3 separate regions of the Homo sapiens genome follow, and regions 2 and 3 are each linked to region 1. A link is a loop called in an ENCODE intact Hi-C map of the cell type or tissue named here. Cell type or tissue: dorsolateral prefrontal cortex. All regions are shown on one strand. Region 1 has its middle 61 kb from the start of METTL2B. Region 2 overlaps HILPDA (hypoxia inducible lipid droplet associated). Region 3 overlaps KCP (kielin cysteine rich BMP regulator).

What was found. Peaks named below come from ENCODE experiments on the same cell type or tissue, not always from the same donor. Only the 100,000 strongest peaks of a DNase experiment are listed, where the experiment ranks them.
Region 2: a loop joins it to region 1, with 2.2 times the contacts of the local background. A loop is called at or near these places in 8 of 110 quality-filtered maps.
Region 3: it touches region 1 in a loop (2.8-fold over the local background); 5 of 110 quality-filtered maps call a loop at or near these places.

What each region holds. Positions count from the first base shown.
Region 1 is chr7:128,536,220-128,538,719 of GRCh38, forward strand. No RefSeq gene overlaps it. Among named protein-coding and RNA genes, the nearest start is that of METTL2B, 61 kb to the left of the region's middle. In dorsolateral prefrontal cortex, a CTCF peak has its summit at 1,487 (motif pointing left); no DNase peak of the experiment used is centred here; H3K27ac peaks cover 629 bases.
Region 2 is chr7:128,458,073-128,460,572 of GRCh38, forward strand. HILPDA (hypoxia inducible lipid droplet associated) reads left to right here. Exons shown (of 2, transcript NM_013332.4): 2 at 1-346. It also overlaps the pseudogene EFCAB3P1. Among named protein-coding and RNA genes, the nearest start is that of HILPDA, 3.4 kb to the left of the region's middle. RefSeq lists an enhancer at 1,303-1,597. In dorsolateral prefrontal cortex, a CTCF peak has its summit at 1,433 (motif pointing left); a DNase peak (open chromatin) is centred at 1,449; H3K27ac peaks cover 2,031 bases.
Region 3 is chr7:128,879,307-128,881,806 of GRCh38, forward strand. It overlaps KCP (kielin cysteine rich BMP regulator), which reads right to left. Exons shown (of 40, transcript NM_001366122.1): 31 at 2,320-2,419; 32 at 1,691-1,779; 33 at 1,313-1,415; 34 at 1,080-1,222; 35 at 607-779; 36 at 412-523; 37 at 216-317. Among named protein-coding and RNA genes, the nearest start is that of SPMIP1, 14 kb to the left of the region's middle. In dorsolateral prefrontal cortex, CTCF peaks have their summits at 946 and 1,149; a DNase peak (open chromatin) is centred at 935; H3K4me3 peaks cover 653 bases.

The DNA of each region.
Region 1 (2,500 bases):
CATGTTGGCCAGGCTGGTCTTGAACTCCTGACCTCAAATGATCCACCTGCCTCTGCCTCCCAGAGTGTTGGGATTACAGGCATTAGCCACTGCACCCAGCTTTATTTCCAGTTGTTTTTATTCCATTAGTGTTTTTTTTTTTGAGACAGAGTTTTGCTCTGTCGACCAGGCTGGAGTGCAGTAGCACGATCTTGGCCCACTGCAATCTCTGCCTCCCGGGTTCAAGCGATTCTCCTGTCTCAGCCTCCTGAGTAGCTGGCACTACAGGCACCTGCTACCATGCCCAGCTAATTTTTGTATTTTTAGTAGATGGGGTTTCACCATATTGGCCAGGCTGATCTCGAACTCCCGACCTTGTGATGTGCCTGCCTCGGCCTCCCAAAGTGCTGGGATTATAGGCGTGAGCCACTGTGCCCGGCTTAAGTAGTCGTATGTTATTTTGATATTTCCAGTCATGGTAAGTATATTGATTACAATGAATTTGTTATTTGAGGACTAGCAGGAGAGTATTTTTTTTTCCATAACAAAGAAACTTGAAGAAAAAAATTAATTCTGTAGTTTGCAGAGCCGGGAAAAGAAAATCTCCATTTTGTATGACTTTTTTTTTTTTGAGACAGAGTTTCACTCTTGTTGCCCAGGCTGGAGTGCAATGGCGCGATCTCAGCTCACTGCAACCTCCGCCTCCTGGGTTCAAGCAATTCTCGTGCCTCAGCCTCCCCAGTAGCTGGGATTACAGGCACGTGCCACCACGCCCGGCTAATTTTTTGTATTTTTAGTAGAGATGGAGTTTCACCATGTTGGCCAGGCTGGTCTCGAAATCCTGACCTCAGGTGATCCACCCACCTCGGCCTCCCGAAGTGCTGGGATTATAGGTGTGAGCCATCGCGCCCAGCCTTTGTATTACTTCTTTTACCAGTAAGACATTGTACCTCTCAGACTATTGATTTGAAATGGGGGTGTGGAGGGGATGATGATACTGGGAGAAAAGGGTGCTTTTGGAAAAACTCCTCTCCCTGGCTTTGAATTCTCATTTCGGATCATTATTTCCCAATGAGAACATCACCGTGTTAGGGCCAGGCACGGTGGCTCACGCCTGTAATCCCAGCACTTTGGGAGGCTAAGGCAGGCAGATCACGAGGTCAGGAGATCGAGACCATCCTGGCTAACACGGTGAAACCCCATCTCTACTAAAAAATACAAAAAATTAGCCGGGCTTGGTGGCGGGTGCCTGTAGTCCCAGCTACCCGGGAGGCTGAGGCAGGAGAATGGCTGAGCCCGGGAGGCGGGGCTTGCAGTGAGCCTGGGCGACAGAGCAAGGCTCCGTCTCAAAAAACAAAACAAAACAAAAATAGAATATCACTGTGTTGATGACAGCTTTGTTTTTCAAAGATCAAAAAAGATTTCAGCCCCTGCAGCTCCAAATAAGAGAGCAGAGTGACTTCCCTGTGATGGTGCCATCTAGTGGGACTGGTTCAGCCTCTTGGGCTGTCTCTGGAATTTCTTCTAACTATTCATAACATTTTTCAGTACTTTTTGATGTCCATAGAAGGAAGAAAGTCAGTGCCACTGTGGATTCTTTCCTAGTGGACAAGAGTGTTACAAGTAGCTACAGTCTTTGAACTTTCTGGTTGTTGTAAATCTTCTGTTGTATAACTTTCGAGTTTTTTCCACCTGCAAATTAGATATACACTCCATTACTTAGACTAAAACAAAATGGCCAAATCTCCACATCTATTACTTATATTTAACTTGCTCATTGCCTATATTTAGGTTTTTAATTTTTTATTTCTAATTTTCTTGCATAGTGCAAATTTTTAATTTTCTTGCATAGTGTGTTTATAGGTAGGTACTCAGTTTCTCAGCATATTTACTTCAAAATAATGGTAAAACAAAAGTCATTTATTTTGGGGTTTGGGATGCACTATTTGGTTTATGTTTAAAAGAGTGACATTTTCTGTCATGAACTGATGAGGGGAAAGTAGTGTAATGTGCACCCAAAAGTCTATAGCAGGCTCCCTAGTCTAGCTGCCCCTTTTTAGGAGGACCTGGAGCCATCGTCTTAGCAGTTTTGAGGTGATAAGGTTAAACTGGGTTGTGAACCTAGTAATTTTCAGTTTTTTTTTTTTTTTTTTTTTTTTGAGACAGAATCTCACTCTGTCGCCCAGGCTGGAGTGCAGTGGCGCAATCTCTACTCACTGCAAGCTCCACCTCCCAGGTTCACGCCATTCTCCCGCCTCAGCCTCCCGAGTAGCTGGGACTGCAGGTGCCCGCCACCACACCCGGCTAATTTTTTGTATTTTTAGTAGAGATGGGGTTTCACCGTGTTAGCCAGGATGGTCTCGATCTCCTGACCTCGTGATCTGCCAGCCTTGGCCTCCCAAAGTGCTGGGATTACAGGTATGAGCCACTGCACCCTGCTGCTAGTTCTTTATGTCTTGTTGACCTGACATGTGAGCTGTCCTACCTCTTTTTTTTTTTTTTTTTCTTTGAGATGGGGTCT
Region 2 (2,500 bases), 78 kb before region 1:
TGGGAGATGGTGATATTTTCAACCCTACTTCCTAAACATCTGTCTGGGGTTCCTTTAGTCTTGAATGTCTTATGCTCAATTATTTGGTGTTGAGCCTCTCTTCCACAAGAGCTCCTCCATGTTTGGATAGCAGTTGAAGAGGTTGTGTGGGTGGGCTGTTGGGAGTGAGGATGGAGTGTTCAGTGCCCATTTCTCATTTTACATTTTAAAGTCGTTCCTCCAACATAGTGTGTATTGGTCTGAAGGGGGTGGTGGGATGCCAAAGCCTGCTCAAGTTATGGACATTGTGGCCACCATGTGGCTTAAATGATTTTTTCTAACTAATAAAGTGGAATATATATTTCTACTGTGTGTCATGTTGACTTCTGCTCTTGAAATTCGTGGTAGGGAGGGTCTTAATTTCTAGACCTGAGGTTTAATTTTAACATCTCAATACTTTGGAGCAGGAAAGTGCTTAAATCACTTTGTTTAAAACATAGTATCAGTAGACTTCTGAATTTGGGGGCAGAGGCAGTTGGGTCTGCCATGTATCAACCAGTTATGTGAGCCTAGGCCACGATTATTGCAGGCCTGTCATGACTAGATCTGTAAAGAAGAAGAAAAATGATCACCACTTCCAGCCCCTCTCCTTGAGTCTCTGGGGCAAAGAGGACTATCAGTCCAGGAGGCTGTGGGCTTTTTCTTTTGTACTCTTCAGCGTGTTTTACTTACCCACCAAAAAGGCTGCTTAATTCAGATTGTTCTCAAAGTCAGTTGGTAAAGTGTCCACACCACACAGATGATTATATCTGCTCTCCCAGATCTAAGCAACTTGGCCTTTACTCAAAAGTTGGAGGGGTTTTTTTTTCTTGTATCCATCACTCTTGTACTTCCTGTCCCACGTACAATTGTATTCACTCCTTTGCCCTTCAGAATATATTTATTTACACTCCCATCTGGGCGTGTGCATCATTTTATTAACTTGACTGACTTTTGCTAAAGCGCAACAATGAAGTACAGTGTCTTCTGTTAAGCCAGTTTTGCTTCCTGAGTGTTCTTAAAATGTCACTACCCTAGAAGCCTGTGGGTTAAGCATCACTTTCATTTATTGCACAGTGGTTGTCACTAGTGTTATTTATCAAGTATTTCCAGTTTCCCACCTTTCGGGTACATGGTAAATTGGTCCCCTTGTGGCTGGCAGGGTTTATATGACTGTTACTTTGTTAGCATAGTACTACTCTCAAAAGTCTATTTGGCTTTTTCTCTGGTTTCAGTTTCATGTGCCAGTAGTTACCCTCTTCTAGTCATATTTCTTATATTTGATATATTTTCTCATTCTCATGCTTCTAATTTGGGGTATTTTTGAACCTTCAATTGGAGAGCCTGCACCTTAAGTCTCTCCTCCAAGTGGCTTAGTTTAATTGAAGTGATCTGTGTGCCACCACCCCCTTGTGGTTGGATGGAGCCATGTCATTAGTTCTGGCCAATGAGCTGTGAGTGGTAGTGGCTTGCGTTAATTCTACGTGAGAGCATTTCAGTGCTGGAGAAACCTGCGAGGACCTCTTTTTCCCTCTGTGCAGTGACCAGCAGTGCTTCCTATGGAACTGTTCATTAGTGTAGGTCCTGGAATGAGGATGCATGGCGCAGGGCCCTTAATCTGTCCAATCTGACTGTGATGTGGGAGAGACTTCTAGACATGTTGCTTTCTCTAGGGTATGTTCTTATATTTCCCATTACCCCCCACCCCCTGCAAAAGGACTGGGCCTGTTTTGGGAAGGTGACTGATACCCGCACTGTAGCACAGGAATTGTGCTACTGATATCTGGGGGTTTTGTTAACTGAAGTGTAACTTAGCTTATCCTGATTGGTACATTGTGTACAGCACCTATTGGATGCCAGGCATCAGCTAATACCTCATCGCTACCTGCCTCAGATGTACACAAGGTATTGGGAGGAAGGCATGTGAACAAATAATGTGTCATGGTTTTGTGATAGAAATACGTATACAGGATAGTGGGTATATAAAGTTATTTGTAGGCAGGAGAGGGGTGTTCAGGAAAAGCTTCTTAGAGGATCTCAATTTTTTAAAAATGCGTAGGTTGTAGGCTGCTGGCCAACTTAGGAAAAGGTGTCTCAGCGGAGGGAACAACGGGAGCAAAGGCATGGAGATGAGCCTATGCACAGCTCATTTAGAAAACTGCAAGTTCAGGCCAGGTGCAGTGCCTCACGCCTGTAATCCCAGCACTTTGGGAGGCCGACGCGGGTGCATCACCTGAGGTCAGGAGTTTGTGACCAGCCTGGCCAACATGGGGAAACTCCATCTCTATTAAAAATACAAAAAATAGCTGGGCGTGGTGGCAGGTGCCTGTAATACCAGCTATTCAGCAGGCTGAGGCAAGAGAATCACTTGAACCTGGGGGTCGGAGGTTGCAGTGAGCCAAGATGCGCCATTGCACTCCAGCCTGGGCAACAAAAGTGAAACTCCATCTCAAAAAAAAGAGAACTGCAAGTACAGGCCAGG
Region 3 (2,500 bases), 340 kb after region 1:
CGAGATTAGAAATCGGGCTCAGAACTCAGAACTCCTCTGACTGCCTGGGGAGATCTCTGACCCTGATCCACCTCCCCTCACACCCCTGTACCCCACTCCTTGCCTTTTTTGGCTAGGAGGTAGCTGGCATCCCCACCCCCTCTACAGATACAGAGGCCTAAACAGGACTGAAGCTCCCAGCAGGCAGCCCACCCAGACTCGCCCTGGAGCCGCACCTGGAGCCCGGGCTGGGCGTGCAGGATCACAGTGTGTCCTCGCAGCTCCACATACAGCAGCGGCTCCTGCAGGAAGGGCAAGGCCACCGGGTGCCCATCCACCTGGAGGATAAAGGAGGTGGGAGGAGGGGTGATGTCGAGGCACATGGGTGGACAGCACAGGATCCACCTTCCTCCACTCCTCGGCTTTGCTCACCGTGACTGCCCCGTCCTGCAGCAGCCGCACGGCCATGTCTCCCAGCAGCACCGCCACCTCCTGGGTCCAGGCCACACCGCTCCGGCCCCGGTCATCATTGGTCACGTGCACACTGTGGGCAGGAAAGTCCCAGGTGCCAATGGTCAGCAGGGCTGGGTGTAGGGGTTGGGGAGAAGAGAGACAGGGGATGCACACCTGAAGTCCCCGCTGTGGCAGTCCTTGGCCAGCACATAGCTGCAACTGCCCTGGAAGTGCAGCAGGCGGCCGTCGAAGGTGCGGTAATGGGGGTCTCCGAAGGCCATGCAGGAAGCGGGCCGAGGCAGGCAGCGGGGGCAGCAGCTGCCAGGACTCAGGGCAGGGGCCTTGTCCTGCACTCAGCCCCAGACACTGTCAGACACACCGCCCTCCCCGCCATGCCTCTCGCAGACCCTCCCAGAAAACCAAGCATCTCCCAGGAGTCTCCAGGGATCTCCAGGACTCTGGCTCCCAGGCTCCCTGTGAGTGAGGTCAGGGCACCACATCGTGGTCGCACTGGGAACAGCACTGTCCCCAGCTCCCAGCTGGCGGCAGGAGCCCAGCCTCCCTCTCTGATGCCTGGTCACACCAGGATGGCGGTACCATGTGCCCCCACCCTGACCCTCCCCACCATTTTAGATTGCGGCACTCACGGGGCCACACGAGAGCGGTGAGCAGCGCTGGCTCTGGCAACGCACGGTGCCCGCCATGCAGGAGCAGCTGGTGCAGGTGTCCACAGTCCAGCGCTCTCCAGAGGCCACCTCACGGCCCTGGTGCACGCAGGACTGGGTGGGAGCTGAAGGGATAGGAGCTGGGAGGGTCAGCTGCTCCTCCCACATGCCCAGAAGGTCTGGCTTACCCCTCCCCCATCACCCTGGCTGCGCACCTTGGCATCGCTCACAGCAGCTGTCAGCCTGGGGCACCTTCGCCCAGCCATGGGGGCAGGAGAGGGCCTGGCACTCCTCGAGGTGGCACTCCACATGGCCCCGCTGAGGACAGACATCATTGTTCTGGGGTTTTCTGCAGGGCCGGAGTCCCCAGCCTCATGCTTCTGGGGGCCTCTGGGCATGGACTTCTGCCTGCCCCTCCCACAATACATTCTTCACAGTTCAAGAGGGGAATGAAATCCAGCCTTCGGCTCCATGCCCCGGTGCAGGGATGCCCCTGACCCTTAAAGACCCCATATCTGCTGGTGGAGTGTTGGACACTCCTCCCTTTATCCATCTGCGAGATCCTCCACCCTCCCAGGCCCACCCCAGCTCACATGGCAGGTGCAGGCGATGCACGCATTGCTGGGGTCCCGCCAGCTCTCTCCATCTGCCACTCTCCGGCCCTCGGCCTCCACCACACATTCTGAGGGGGGAGACATGGGATGGGCAGGCACTGTCCCTCCTGCTGTATCCTCCCTCCTTGGAGCTTACCCAGCATTTCACGGCAGGAAAGCACCCACTCCGTGTCCCTACCACCCTGATGGTGTTGATTTCTTCAGCCAATATCCACAGGGCCTATTAGACATCAGGCCTCACATCAGAGCTCAGGATGTCTCTAGGGTCCTAGGAGCCCAAAGGGCCAGAGGCTGGAACCCCACTCTGGGCCAGCTGCCCGCTCAGCAGTGCAATGCCCTCTTCATGGGCCTGGGGATCCTGAGCCCCCTGACAGGCATCAGGCCAGACCTTGAGAATCTAGGCTTCATCCCAGCTTCCCCCTGCCTCATGGGTCTCTTCTCCACCTCAAGAACAGCCCCCCTCCATTTCTAGAAAAGAATGAACCCTGCATTCTGTTCTAGAAACCGAGTACAAACCCTGGGCTGCCCGCTTGGCCCATGAATGCCTCCCCTTCCTGTGTTCCCCCTGGGCTCCTCTCTGAGGGTGGAGGCCAAGGCTGGGCACTTACCCCGGCATACGGGGCAGCAGCTCCCAGGGGGAGTGTGGCGCTCTGAGAGGGGACAGCTGAGCTCAGGACAAGCCTGGTGGATGCAGAGCCATGTCAGGTCCTGCCCATGTGAACACAAGAGGTAGAGAATGGCAGATCTCAGGGAGCTGGTGGAGGAGTAAGGCATAGGCAGGATGTGACA